Linked DNA regions of Homo sapiens: region 2 is linked to region 1. The links are chromatin loops, found by intact Hi-C in ENCODE. Cell type or tissue: heart left ventricle. All regions are shown on one strand. Links, peaks and the distances in the headings refer to the core of each region. The heading gives the core; the rest is flanking DNA.

Evidence for each region. Peaks named below come from ENCODE experiments on the same cell type or tissue, not always from the same donor. Only the 100,000 strongest peaks of a DNase experiment are listed, where the experiment ranks them.
Region 2: it touches region 1 in a loop (2.2-fold over the local background); 1 of 110 quality-filtered maps calls a loop at or near these places.

What each region holds. Positions count from the first base shown.
Region 1 is chr5:58,918,211-58,926,783 of GRCh38, reverse strand. No RefSeq gene overlaps it. Among named protein-coding and RNA genes, the nearest start is that of PDE4D-AS1, 120 kb to the left of the region's middle. In heart left ventricle, for the core only: no CTCF peak of the experiment used is centred there; DNase peaks (open chromatin) are centred at 3,693 and 4,213; H3K27ac peaks cover 1,405 bases.
Region 2 is chr5:59,153,483-59,157,482 of GRCh38, reverse strand. All of the region lies in intron 5 of PDE4D (phosphodiesterase 4D), which reads left to right. Among named protein-coding and RNA genes, the nearest start is that of PDE4D-AS1, 120 kb to the right of the region's middle. In heart left ventricle, for the core only: no CTCF peak of the experiment used is centred there; no DNase peak of the experiment used is centred there; H3K27ac peaks cover 468 bases.

The sequences.
Region 1 (8,573 bases), core at 2,542-6,541:
ACATAATCGACTATTCCCCTGCCTGCTCCTTTTGCTTTGCAGCACGTGGTTGACCCTGCCCTTCCTCTTTCCCCTGAAGCCTGTGTTTTCCCTTTAAATACTGAAGCCCTCATAAGTTTCTTTGGAGAAAGGCACAGACCACAGACTGTTTCTTTGATTCCACATTTTTTTTCCTCTGGGCATAACCTTAATCGTGGCAAAATAACCTTGTAAATTGATGGAGATCTGTCTCAGATACTTTTCAGTTTGCAGGTCTTTTCCCATTTTATTTTGTAGTTGGTTACTCGGATAAAGTGAAAGTTTTCTATATTTCTGGCCAGTAAATATGTGTGTGCATGTGTGGAGAGAGTGATAAAGAGAATTAATACTGCTCTACATATTTCATTTACATATATAACTCTCACTTTTAATTTTATTCATCCTTTTGGACCTGCAGGTTAGTCATTTTTGCCCATTGCTCAAACATTCTGGGAAATGTGACAACATCCCACAGAGCCTGGGGGGAAACATGTGAAATCGAGTGGCGTGATGAGAGGGCTTTCTTTTGACCAGGTAATTGGACAGCATTCACAATGGTTATGACATTAAAAAACAAATTTCACTGAGAACCTTTGAAATTGCTGAAGGAAAAAATAGTCAGTGGAACAAAGTCTTGAACTCAGAGAACTCTCAGCAGTCCAAAAGAACAGTCCTGCTGTTTTCTGGGAACACACACAAAAGTAGAATAAGGGGCCGTGTGCCAGTTCATTCAGAATCAGGCTTTGCACTAAGGGAGAGCCAAAGTGGAGCTTCACCTAGCTCAAGGACCAAATTAATCACCACCGAGCTCAGATTTCAAACATACTGATAGGGAAACCAGTAATTTTCAGTGAATGACTTTCTGCATGTACTTACATCCTAAACTGAAAGAAATCTAATAATAGCAAGGAGACTTCCCTACTTGGCTGGGGTTTTCATGGGATAATTACACCCCAGGAGGATTAAAGGTATCATCTTTGTTTCTTGCTGTGTAAGACCATAGGACTGATTGTCTTTCAATTACCACCCATAGCTGCTTCTCTGGCTCAAACACTTGAGAATGGGTAAGGGAGAATATATTTGCCAGTAAAATCATGCCTATGTTTTATCTGGCTCCTTATCACATGCCTTGTGTTTCTTTTCTTTTCTTTTTTTTTGAGACAAAGTCTGGCTCTGTCACCCAGGATGGAGGGCAGTGGAGTGATCTTCTCACTGCATCACTGCAGCCTCCATCTCCAGGGCTCAGGTCAGCCTCCTACCTCAGCCTCCTGAGTAGCTGGGACCACAGATGCATGCCACTACGCCTGGATAATTTGTTTTGGTATTTTTTGTAGAGATGGGATCTCATTCTCTTGCCCAGGCTGGTCTTGAACTCCTGAGCTCAAGCAATCTGCCCACCTCGGCTTCTCAATGTATTGGAATTACAGACATGAGCCACTGTGCCCAGCCCTGCCTTGTGTTTCTTAAGGATAGGATAACAATCACAGAAATCAGGGAATCCATTCATGAACTTTAAACTGAATCTCATTTCAGCACAGTAAGTTGTAGTAAAATTTTATATATGTGTTTATATGTGCATATATATACATATGTATGTAAACTTACATATACACCTAGAGAAATATATATGTCTGTATGTGTGTATATATGTATGTGTGTGTGTATATATATAAAACCGTATTTTCATAAGGAATCTTCATAGATTAATGTGATAAAAACTTCCATAGCTCACTTTCAGGAAAAAGTTTGTCTTTAAATGAGTTTGTATGTGTATACAGTGAAAACTAATGATGACTTCTTTTTTTGCTTTCGTTTCCAGTTGTAACAGTTCCTTTTATGCAGGAGCCTGGTAGCACCTACTCCTTTGTCTCTTTTATATAATCTCTTTTCTGTTCTTTAACCTTAGTTGTCCCATTTTTACATAATGTTTAATTTTATAAGATGCCTGGAATATTTCTTGGTATCTAGATGTTTTTAAATCAATCAAACAAACTCTCTCTTCTCTGAATGAGACAAGGCAAATTCCCTTAAATATTCCCTTGCCAAATCCAGAATTTTGCCACAATGTTTAGAGCCTTTTTCTCCTTATGGTAGAGTTGTTTCTCTGCAAACGGCTCTGTTCCCTTAAACTTTGTCATCCTGTCCTGGCTTAAGTAGCGACTTCATCATGCCTAGATTACACAGTCTCTACCCTGCCACCCTCTTCAGTCAATTTTCCCCTTCATTTAATCTCCAAAGTGATGCCAACTCGACGTTCTTTGTAGACAACTCAAGGTCTCTTTGGTAGTTCACTGAAGTGACTAAAAGCTAAGGTTATGTTGATTCAGCCCCAAACTTTAACGAGAAGTGGATGAATAAAGCCCAAGGGTGATGTGGTGAGTTTCCCAGGCCCTTAAGCCTAACCAGGTTTTTTTCTTTGGGATGATTAGAAATTCTCCTTTTGAAACCAAATAGAGATTATTGAGTTTTTACCCCCAAGGACTGTTTTCTTGTCCAACAAGTCTAAATCACAGGGAAAAGGCTCAAGGAGTTACTACATTTGTTACTGTACATTTGTTACTGGACTAGGTGACAACTATGAATACTTTTAGTCTGTTTGAGAGGAAAAAAGGATTACAAATCCCCTAAGGCCCAGTGAAGAAGAAGCCTACTTAGCTAGAAAACCAAAAAGCTTTTTTTTTTTTTTTTTTTTTTTTTTGGTACATGTTGTTTGCTGGGTGCTCCTGATGGGAAATTTAACTGGGATTGCTACCAGTTCTCTTCTGCACTTTTGCCAGCTTAGGGTGACAATGATCAAGCCATTGTTGGTTGGTAAATTAATTTCTTAGGGCTGCCGTAACAAAGTACAAAAACCTGGGTGGCTTAAAACAACCTAAATTTATTCTCTCTGAGTTCTGAAGTCGAGAAGTGTGTTGGCAGCCAAGGTGTTGGCAGGACCGTGCTCTCTCGGAGGTTCTAGAGGAGAATACCTCCTTACTTCTTTCTAGCTTTTAGCAGTTCTTGGCCCTCCTGGCATTCGTTGGTTTGTAGATGCATCACTCCAATCTCTGCCTTCACCTAACACATGGCCATTTTCCCCTCTGTGTCTTTATGTCTTCCCAGGATATTTTTCTCTCTTATAAGGACACTCAGTCATATTAGATTAATGGCCCATTCTACTCCAGGATGACCTCGTCTTAACTAATTACATCTGAAACAACCATATTTCCAAATACAAGGTCACATTTTGAAATCCTGGTCTTTGTTTGGGCAGGCTCAGTGGCTCACATCTGTAATCCCAGCACTTTTGGAGGCTGAGATGGGAGAGTTGCTTGAAGCCAGGAGTTTGAGTCCAACCTGGGCAACATAAGAGGACCCCATCTCCATAAAAAAAAATGTGAACTTCAATATTAAAAAAAACAAAACAGAAAAGAAGCACGTATCTTTGGGGGATAGGATTCAACACACAACATTTGGAATCAATTTAGCTTAACGCTTCCCAGGTATGAGGGATATCATTATGGTGTGATAGATAAGAGGGAAATAATTTCATCCTTAAGGTGGGCGGGGAGTGGGGGTGGTGCATCGTTGGGTTGGGATTAGAAGGTGTTGGAGCCAGCCCATGTCCTCACTCCTCTGCTGCTCAGAAGGGAGAATTACCTCTTGCTGTTTTTCTGAGCCCTATCTGCCAACTGGCACACACTGCAGCCAGCGTCCTGACAAAGGTTCCGTCCGTGTTTGTTGAGTGAGCAATCAGAGCTACATTTGCGCCGTAGAAATACTTGCAGATCTGCCAGGAACATGAACGACAGGCATTTTCCACAAAAGTTTCTCTCCCTCAGTCAAGCCAGGGACTGTTTTCTAAAAGCACCACAAAGGCAGTGAATTCTCTGGTTATAAATCTCCTCGCAGGCAGCCAGATTTGCAATTGAGTGCCAACTTCCTCTGCTTAAGTTTCCTCTGTCCACACCTCACGGGTTTGGCCTGGAAGAGTCTCATGGAATGTATGGCCTGAGGTGGACTTCAAGGGAGGATTTGACATCAATGTGTTTCTGCCGGGGGACCATTCCACAAGGTCATCCCTGGGACATCGGTGGGGCTGGGGAGGAAATGGAGAGGGTCTGCCCTTGACTTCCTCGTAGGCGGGCAGGGCCTGGAGTATTGGCAGCCAGAAGCAGTTGGACTTCCGCCTAGTCCCAGCTGCCACTGCTCCACTCCCTGGTGGCAGCTGCCCGGGTACTCCTTTGACGCAGGAAGAACACTGAGAGGGCCAACAACAAGGACATCAGGGGGGCTAGCCCAGGGTAGAACTGTGGTGAGGCAAAGTGTGTCAGGGTGCCTTGCCACACACACCTCCTTCTAGAACCCTCTGCCTGTCTTCAGCAAAACCTTGCTTTTACTCAGCTCTCACAGTTTGTGCTAAGATGTAGACAAAATTGAAGTCAATCTGAGCCTTTTTGCTCTCTCATTATCGTTTGTCTCAAAAGAAAAATCCAACAAAAAAGTCTTGAAAAACGGTTTTCCCCAAAATCTTTAAAAAGGTGGCAAAATGGGTGGCAGGAAAATATTTTGTGATAAAACAGCAAAATAGGTAAAAACTGATTTTCAATAATTGTCTCCTAGCTGATTCCCTGGACTCCTTTAAAGTGATCTCCTGGTTTTAAAGGGCAATTCACAGAACTAACTTAGATTGTGGACCTCCCCTGAGACTGGAAGCATATATAGTCATTTACTGCATAATGACATTTTGGTCAAAAATGGGCTGTACATATGATGGTATGATAAAAGATTATAATACAATATTTTTACTGTATCTTTTCTACCTTAAGATGTATTTAGATACACAAATACTTACCACTGGGTTACAACTGCCTGCAGTGTTCAGTACAGTAACATGTTGTATAGGTTTTTGGCTTAGGAGCAATAGTTTAGACCATGTAGCCTCTGTGTGTAGTAGGCTACACCGTATAGGTTTGTGTGGGTGCACTCTATGATGTTCACACAATGATGAAATTGCCTAACATTGCATTTCTCAGAATGTATCCATATTGTTAAGTGATATATGAGTTTATGTAGTAAAATTAAAAATATCACCCAGTGGAAAAAACAAAAATAAATAAAAAATAAATAAATAAAGTGATTTTCTGGATTCTGTCCTTCAGGATTCCACTTCTGGACCCTTTACCTTTTTATCATGGGAGCAAAGGCAGCAGAGCAGGGTAAAGGAAAGGGTGCACTCAACCAGCCCATCATCAGGGCAGGGAAGACATAGGATCCACAGGGAGGGCCTGGGAGGGTCATCTCTGGCTAGGGATGACATGTTCAGAACAAGTCTATGCATATAAATGTATGTTTATATCTTGGAGAAGTGGTCTAGCTTTAACTCTAGTGCTAGCTATCACATAATGAGCCAGTTCAGCAGCCACCACCAGATTTCCTTTTATGGACTTGACACTTCACACATTGTTCTTTTAACATTAGACATTTTGAATTGAAGCAAGAAAAAAAAAACTTTACTGATGTCTGACTCAGAGTAAAAGAATGAAAAGCTAAAAACAAGACACGACTTCAGCTGAAATAAATTTGAATACCCACCATGCTCTTTATTCTCAATAATCACATCTATAAACAGGCCAAAAGATCCCAACTGTTCAATAAACTGAGTAAATTTAACAGCAGTTGCTGTCAAATGACAGAGTTCTTGAGGATAAAGATAAACACAGTTGAATTCAGTGTTCCAGGAAAATAAAAGTGCTCATCTGGTTGGAAGGAGTAAGACATTAACAATTACATTCCAGAAAATTCTATGATAGTCCAGATCTGTTTTCTTGCCTTAAATTCTGCCAGGAAAAGTGTGCCAGTGACCTGCCATCCTTTTATGCCAGGCCGGTGCCCAGTCTCTACCTGCATGCACAGCAAACCTACATGCACCTGGCTCACAGGCCAGATGCTCAGCAATGAGCTGCTTGCCATGAAAGACGTCAACCCTGAGCCTGAGAGGCAAGGCTGGTTTACCACATTTACCCTTGATGTTTCCTGGATCAAAGCTCCAGACTCTCTTTTGACTTCATTAATAATGAAGAGGGATGAGAGGCTATTCTGCTGTGAAGTTTGATGATGCTGATGAGTTTTATTTTTGCACTTTAGGATTTCTTGTTCCTCCATCATTCAGGAAAGCTATCAGATAACACTGGAAGATGTCAATGTAAACCTACTCCTTGTCTCCTGATACTAGATATGAACAGCTTGAACTATTCTCCAAGGGATCAGCTGGGAATGAGGGAGGGAGGGTGGGGTGGCGAGCCAAGTTTCCACCCACCCATCCATCCATAACAAAGGAGAGGAAGGCAGTGGTGTGCCTAGGGGTAGGGGAGAAATGCTAAGAGTGGGGCTTCAAGTTCCCATTTGGGCTCTAGCTTAGTAGCTCCCCAGGTCAAGGATCTATGACATGAAAAGCCCAAAATCTCATCTTGGAAATAATTACAGACTCCCGAACAGAGCCAGTTCAGCTGTCTATATTTTGGAGTTCAATGCTTTGTGGTTTATAGTCCAAATAGCCCCTAAAAATCAGTGTGGGAAATAGCAGGTCAGGGAGTCAATGAAAATCGGGTGATGAAAGAGTCTGACATTTGAAAAATCCTTTGATAAGATTGGTTGAACTATCCCAGGGATCAAAATAGGTTATTTTTAACACCCAGCGCCTTGTCAGCATACACAGGGCACTCACCTTAGTCTGGGGAGTTTTAACATTTGCTTTATGAAGAAGGTCAGCATGTCCCGAGTGTGTGTAAGTGATGTCTATTTCAGCATTATTATGCCAGGTTTTGTTACCGTGGCTTACAGTCAGTGTGGCCAGAACCACAAATGTTTCTTATTGACGTCTGGCTTAGCTAGTGTATGAAGGCACACAAAAGCAGAAATCACTCTTCTGATATAGTTTTTATTTTCCCATCCAGGACCAGGTACTTCTCTGTCATCACACCCTGATTATAGAATCTGAACACCAGAGCACTATGCTTCATTTCAATCCAGTGACTTAAAAATTTCAATTAGCCACCTAGGCTCCTGCAGGTGGCATGCTGTGTCTAAGCATCTCTCAGTGAGAACCCTACTGGCATTGGGAGTGAAGGGTGGGATTGGGCAATTCATTGTATAGGGTTGTCCCTTGCAATGAAGAATGACTAGCATGTCTGTCCCCATTATAGAACCGAACTGAGGCTCGCTTGCCCCAGTGCTGTAGAACCAGGTCTCCACATTTGCAGTGACAGAAAGGAAGGCACTTGATTGCAGGGCACCAAGCAAGGAGGACCAGGAAGCCAGTGCTCAAATCCTGACCTCCCCAGTGGCTTTCAGGTAAGGCTTTTTAAAGGCAGAGATAAATTTCAAGAAAGTAGAAGTAACAGGCAAAATTGTAAATCAATACATGGAGGTTATGCATTGGTTTTGGCATAGAATGGCAAGATACTTTGAAGCAGGGGTTTACAAGTCATAGGTAGATTCAAAGATTTTCTAATTTGCAATTGGTTAAAGAAGAGAAGCTTTGTTTAAAAATTTGGGGTCCGCAGAATAGAAAGTTAACCAGCTCAGGGGGTGATTCCCTCCAGGCCCCTCAGCAAGAAATTTAGAACCAAGAATGATGGTCAGAGCTTAGTCTTTAGTTCCCTGTTACCTGAGGTCTACATGCCAGCCGATTTGTTTGGTGGGGGTCTGGGTTTCTGAAAAACAACTCAGAGACATATGTTAAGATGTTACCTTTAGTTTCCATAGGGGAACCAAACATCTCCTTACTCTAACTTCCTTGGTTATTGTTTTAAGCTCTATTACTTTCTTGTTTATTGAGTTGCTTATTTGCTTCTCAAAGATTGCTATGTGCCAGGAATTTCCCTTGAAGAAATCCAAGACTTTTCTTTATTTCCATGCTTGGGGGCCCACAGGCCCCTAAAAGTATGTCTCTGTGATGTCTCTTCCTCCCACCTCATACACATTTCCAAATGCCCCCCTGGAAAAAAGAAATTTGGTTAAGAAACTCTATATTAAAACAGAAGTCAGTAATAAAAACACAAGCCTCTTTCATAAGTGACTATGAAGGGTTGAAGAGTTAGGATACCACATGGCCGTCTGCATGAAACATCTCCTAAGGAAGCACTATTGTGTACCCAGAAGTTTTGCACTCCACAGTTTCTCACAAATTCCCTCATTTGTGGTTTCAGAGAAAGAAAAGACTCAAGCAGAGAAGTAGAGAGAATACACAGACCACACACTGGTGAATGCCCTTGGTTTCCAATGCTTCCCCTGTCTCTGGCTCTGCAAGGGTCTCATGAGACTTGTGTTCTCTCTTCTTGGATTCCATGGGATTGCCTCCAGCCTTTAAATAAATCTCCTTCCCCCTTTGTTTTTTAGATTAACCTTATTTAAGTTGTTTCAGTTCTTTTCAATCAAAAAAAAAAAAAAAAAGCTTGACTCAGAACTTACACTTGAAAGGATAATTAACAGTGCATGATACTCGTAAAACAAGCCATAAACACAGCAAGATCATTGAGGAAATGTCATACGTATGGGAACCAGGTTTATCTGGA
Region 2 (4,000 bases), core at 1-4,000, 230 kb before region 1:
GATTGGAAACTTAGTCGTAAATTCAAGTGGTTTACAATAGTAACTCTTATCCCAGTAACCACAGCACCTGTTTAGAAAAATGTCTTCGGATCACTTGTTTGCAAATGTCTTTTTCCTTAGGATCCTGGATGGAATTGAACCCATATACGTTACTTGACATGTGAAACACGTGTGACCCTGGCAGATGATTTGGCTGACCTTGAAAACTACAGCTGTTTAGTCACTTTGAAAACAATGCAATACAAGTGATTTACTAGGCTTCAGTTTTAACCATTTTATGCTGACTGGTGGAAATTCTAACCCTTCAGAAAGAAAAAAAAATTGTGAAGCAATGGAAATGTACCATCCTGGGTATTAATGTCATTAATTTTCAATACATTTTCTCACAAAAAGTATAAAGAAGTCTTTGCTTGACCTTACGGGAAAAAACAACATACATGTGGCTTTATTTTGCCTTTTTTTTTTTTTAATTAATGAAGAAATCCAAGATTTGACTTTTGTTTCTTCTCTACCCAAATCAAAAGCAGTCTATAATCTCCTGCAAAGATCAAAGCTTTTTGCTTACTATAAAGTATGTGCCCTGCTTAGGCATTACATGGTAGAAAGATAGCATTCTGTTCCAAGAAATCTCTATTCGTTCTCTAGTTGCTGTGTATATATTCTCTTTTAGCTAGAATATGGTTAGTAAATGAGTCCTGAAAATTTCGCTGTATATACCAAAACATGTTGTATACCATAAATATATAAAATATTTTTATTTCAATTTTTTAAAATTGTGCTTCAATCAAGACAGAAGTTGATTTCTTTTTCCAGAAATTCAGAGTGAGCAGTCCAGGGCTGCTGTGGCTGCTCTAAAATCACCAAGGGCCCAGAGCTTCTTTCAGATAATTTTTTTAACATTTCTAGATTATAGGCTTTGTCTTCATGGTCTGAGATGACTACAAGAGCCCTAGCCATCACAACTAAGTGGCCAGCAGCAAGAAGGAGGAAAAAAGAAGGAATAGTACACCCACTCCTTTTAGAAAAGGCTTCTGAGAAATCCCACATAATGCTTCTACTTACATCTCCTTGGCTCAAATTTAGTGTCTGCCACAAAAGAGAATAAGACACACACACACACACACACACACACACACACACACACACACACATATATATATATTTTTTTTTTTTCTGGCAAGTCTCTAGTTCAGGGATTTCAATCTCCTTTAAGCAAATGAGTCTTCTCCTAACCTCTCCCTCTGGCCTGCCCAGTCTCTCTCGAATCTCTTGCCATCCTGTCCTCCTTACTCACTTTGGGAAAATCCAGCTCTGTCAGTTTTACAGTCTGCCTTTTCCACTTCCTTACCTGAATTCCTGGGAAAAATAATCCCACATCACTTCAAGCTGGAATTCCAACAAAGTCAAGACCTGTCACCTCATCGGACTCTCAGAGCACTTGACAGTTAGTTCCTGCTGTGCCCCTCTCTCAGTCCTCTTCATGCTAATTCCAAACCTGTCCTCTCTCTTAAGCCTCCCAAACCAGCAGCTCTTCATCTCCTTTCAGCAAATAACTTGTTGCTTTTTGAAGAAAGTCTGTGTCAAGGCATGAACTTCCTCAGCTCCTACATCCTCTTGCCATAGATGTTATCCATAGGTCTCTTACTGACATCCATAATCCCTTCCTCCCTTCTGGTCTCAGCGGATGACGTTTCCCTTCTCCCTCCTGCTCTAAGTCAACCCCTGCATCTGGGCCCTTGATCCTCTCTCCTCCCAGCTCCCACAAGTCCTTGCTTCGTCTGTTTTCCTTTCTATCTCTCACATCTTCAATCTTTACTTTTATTCTGGCTCTTTCCCCATTCATGTCTCTCACAATCTTAAAAACAATACACAGCAAACCACAGCAAAGTTCAGCCAACTCTTTATTGATCCTTTAGCTAGTTCTTGATCTTCTCTTTTCAGTCAAGTTGCTCTACCTCCTCATCCCTATTCAGTCTGCAGTCCACTGTAGTACGACTTTCTCACAACACCTCTGTTCCAGCTGCCCTCCCTTGGTTGCCAATGAACTCCTAATTGTCTTCTTAGTTCTTAGAGGCTTCTTCTTCTTAAACTCTTTCTTTGTTCATTTACTGAGTAAATATTTATTCAACATGTTTTTGTTGGGAGCCATTTTGTTCCAGATGTTTCCACACTCTTCTTGCTGCTCTGAATACTTCTTTTCACTATTCTTCATGGTCTCTCTTCCTCCCCACTTTACCTCTTAAATGTGAGTATTCTAGAATGTTCTTTTTGATTAATTGGTTTTCTCACTCTGTGTACTCTGTAGATGTTTTCATGTACCTCATAGTTGTATTTTCCATCTTATGAAAGTGGGTCCCAAAACTCTGTCTCTACTCAGAGTAGGCACTTCCCCAATTTCCAAATTTATTCACACAAAAGCCCAATGTCCATTGATATCCAACTCTTCAAATCCAATATGTCCAGAGCTGGACTCACATATTTCTTTGCAAATCTGTTCTTCCTATCTCAGTTAGTGAAACACTTTTAGCCAAGATCGAAACTTATAAATCATGAATCCTTCTACCAAATCTATCTGTCTGTCTATATATATTTTTGAAACAGAGTTGTCTCACTCTGTTGCCCAGGATGGAGTGCAGTGGCAAGATTTAAGCTCACTGTAACCTCCACCTCCTGGGTTCAAGCAATTCTTGTGCCTCAGCCTCCCAAGTAGCTGGTATTACAGGTGTACACCATCACACCCAGCTAATTTTTGTATTTTTAGTAGAGACAGCGTTTCACTATGTTGGCCAGGCTGGTCTCGAATTCTTGGCCTCAAGTGATCCTCCTGCCTTGGCCTCCAAAGTGCTGAGGTTACAGGTGTGAGCCACCATGCTCGGCCCCAAATGAATACAATTTTTATTTTATTTTATAACTATTGATCAAATCCATGCTCTCTTCTCTAACCTGCTAATATTTCCCTAGTTCAAGCACTCACCAACTCTCCCCTGAATTATAGTACTAGTACCTGAAATAGTGTTTTTGAAACTGTCAGTTGCATTTAGCATTTTATTTTAAAAATATGATACAGAATTGCGTAAAAAATAAGAGTATAAAACCACATCTATAATATCAAAGATAAATATGGTTTTATAAAATTATTGATACACCCACAGACATGCAAACACACACAGACATTTTGCCATGAAAATGTATTTCTTACTATAATTTTTAAAATTAGAGAACTACTTTCTTAAATGGTCGATCTCTGTTGCACCTCTTCTTAGCTCTGGCCTTCCATGATGCCAGCAAATTTATGTAGTTGAAAAATTAATCTGCAAATGTCACTCTTCTTAAAACCTTTTCAAGCCTTCCCATCATCCATGATAAAATCAGATCTCTTTCGTGTGGTACCCAAAGCCCCTATCCAGATATGTATTGTACCTCCTCTCCAGCCCAGCCCCTGGCTGACTCTTTCAGCAGCAAACTTTTTCCACCCACGTGCACCATGTTTCACAACTGTCTTCATTTACTTGTACTCTTCTCACCATCTAAAACTCGCTTCTCTCTCATAATTGCCTGGTTCACTTTATCTCATTTTAGAGGACACCTAAAATTCAAGCCCAGTCCCCTTCCTCAGGCCGAGTCAGGCTCTTCTCCCAAACCTACCTCTAGCATAACCTAATGAAATTGCTCTAAAAATTATGGTCTATGCCTCTTTATTAAAAAAAAACAACAACAACAAAAAAAAAAACCCTGCCCACCAGTATAGCAATTCTTTTGTTATAACCACACATAGTACTAGTGTGTGGTTCTGGGGCACTGTCATGCCAACTTACCTGTGTTCAATAGACCTGAAGTAGGGAAGATCAGCTGACTCTTTTACATCTCTTCTCAGAACATCTTGAAATGATTCTTGGGTGCAATATAAGAGCAAAACATGGAACAGTAGAAACCAGCATGGAAAACTTTTTCTCCTATTTGAGAAAGTGGGATGAAAATGTGTCTCTTAATCCCTTTGGCA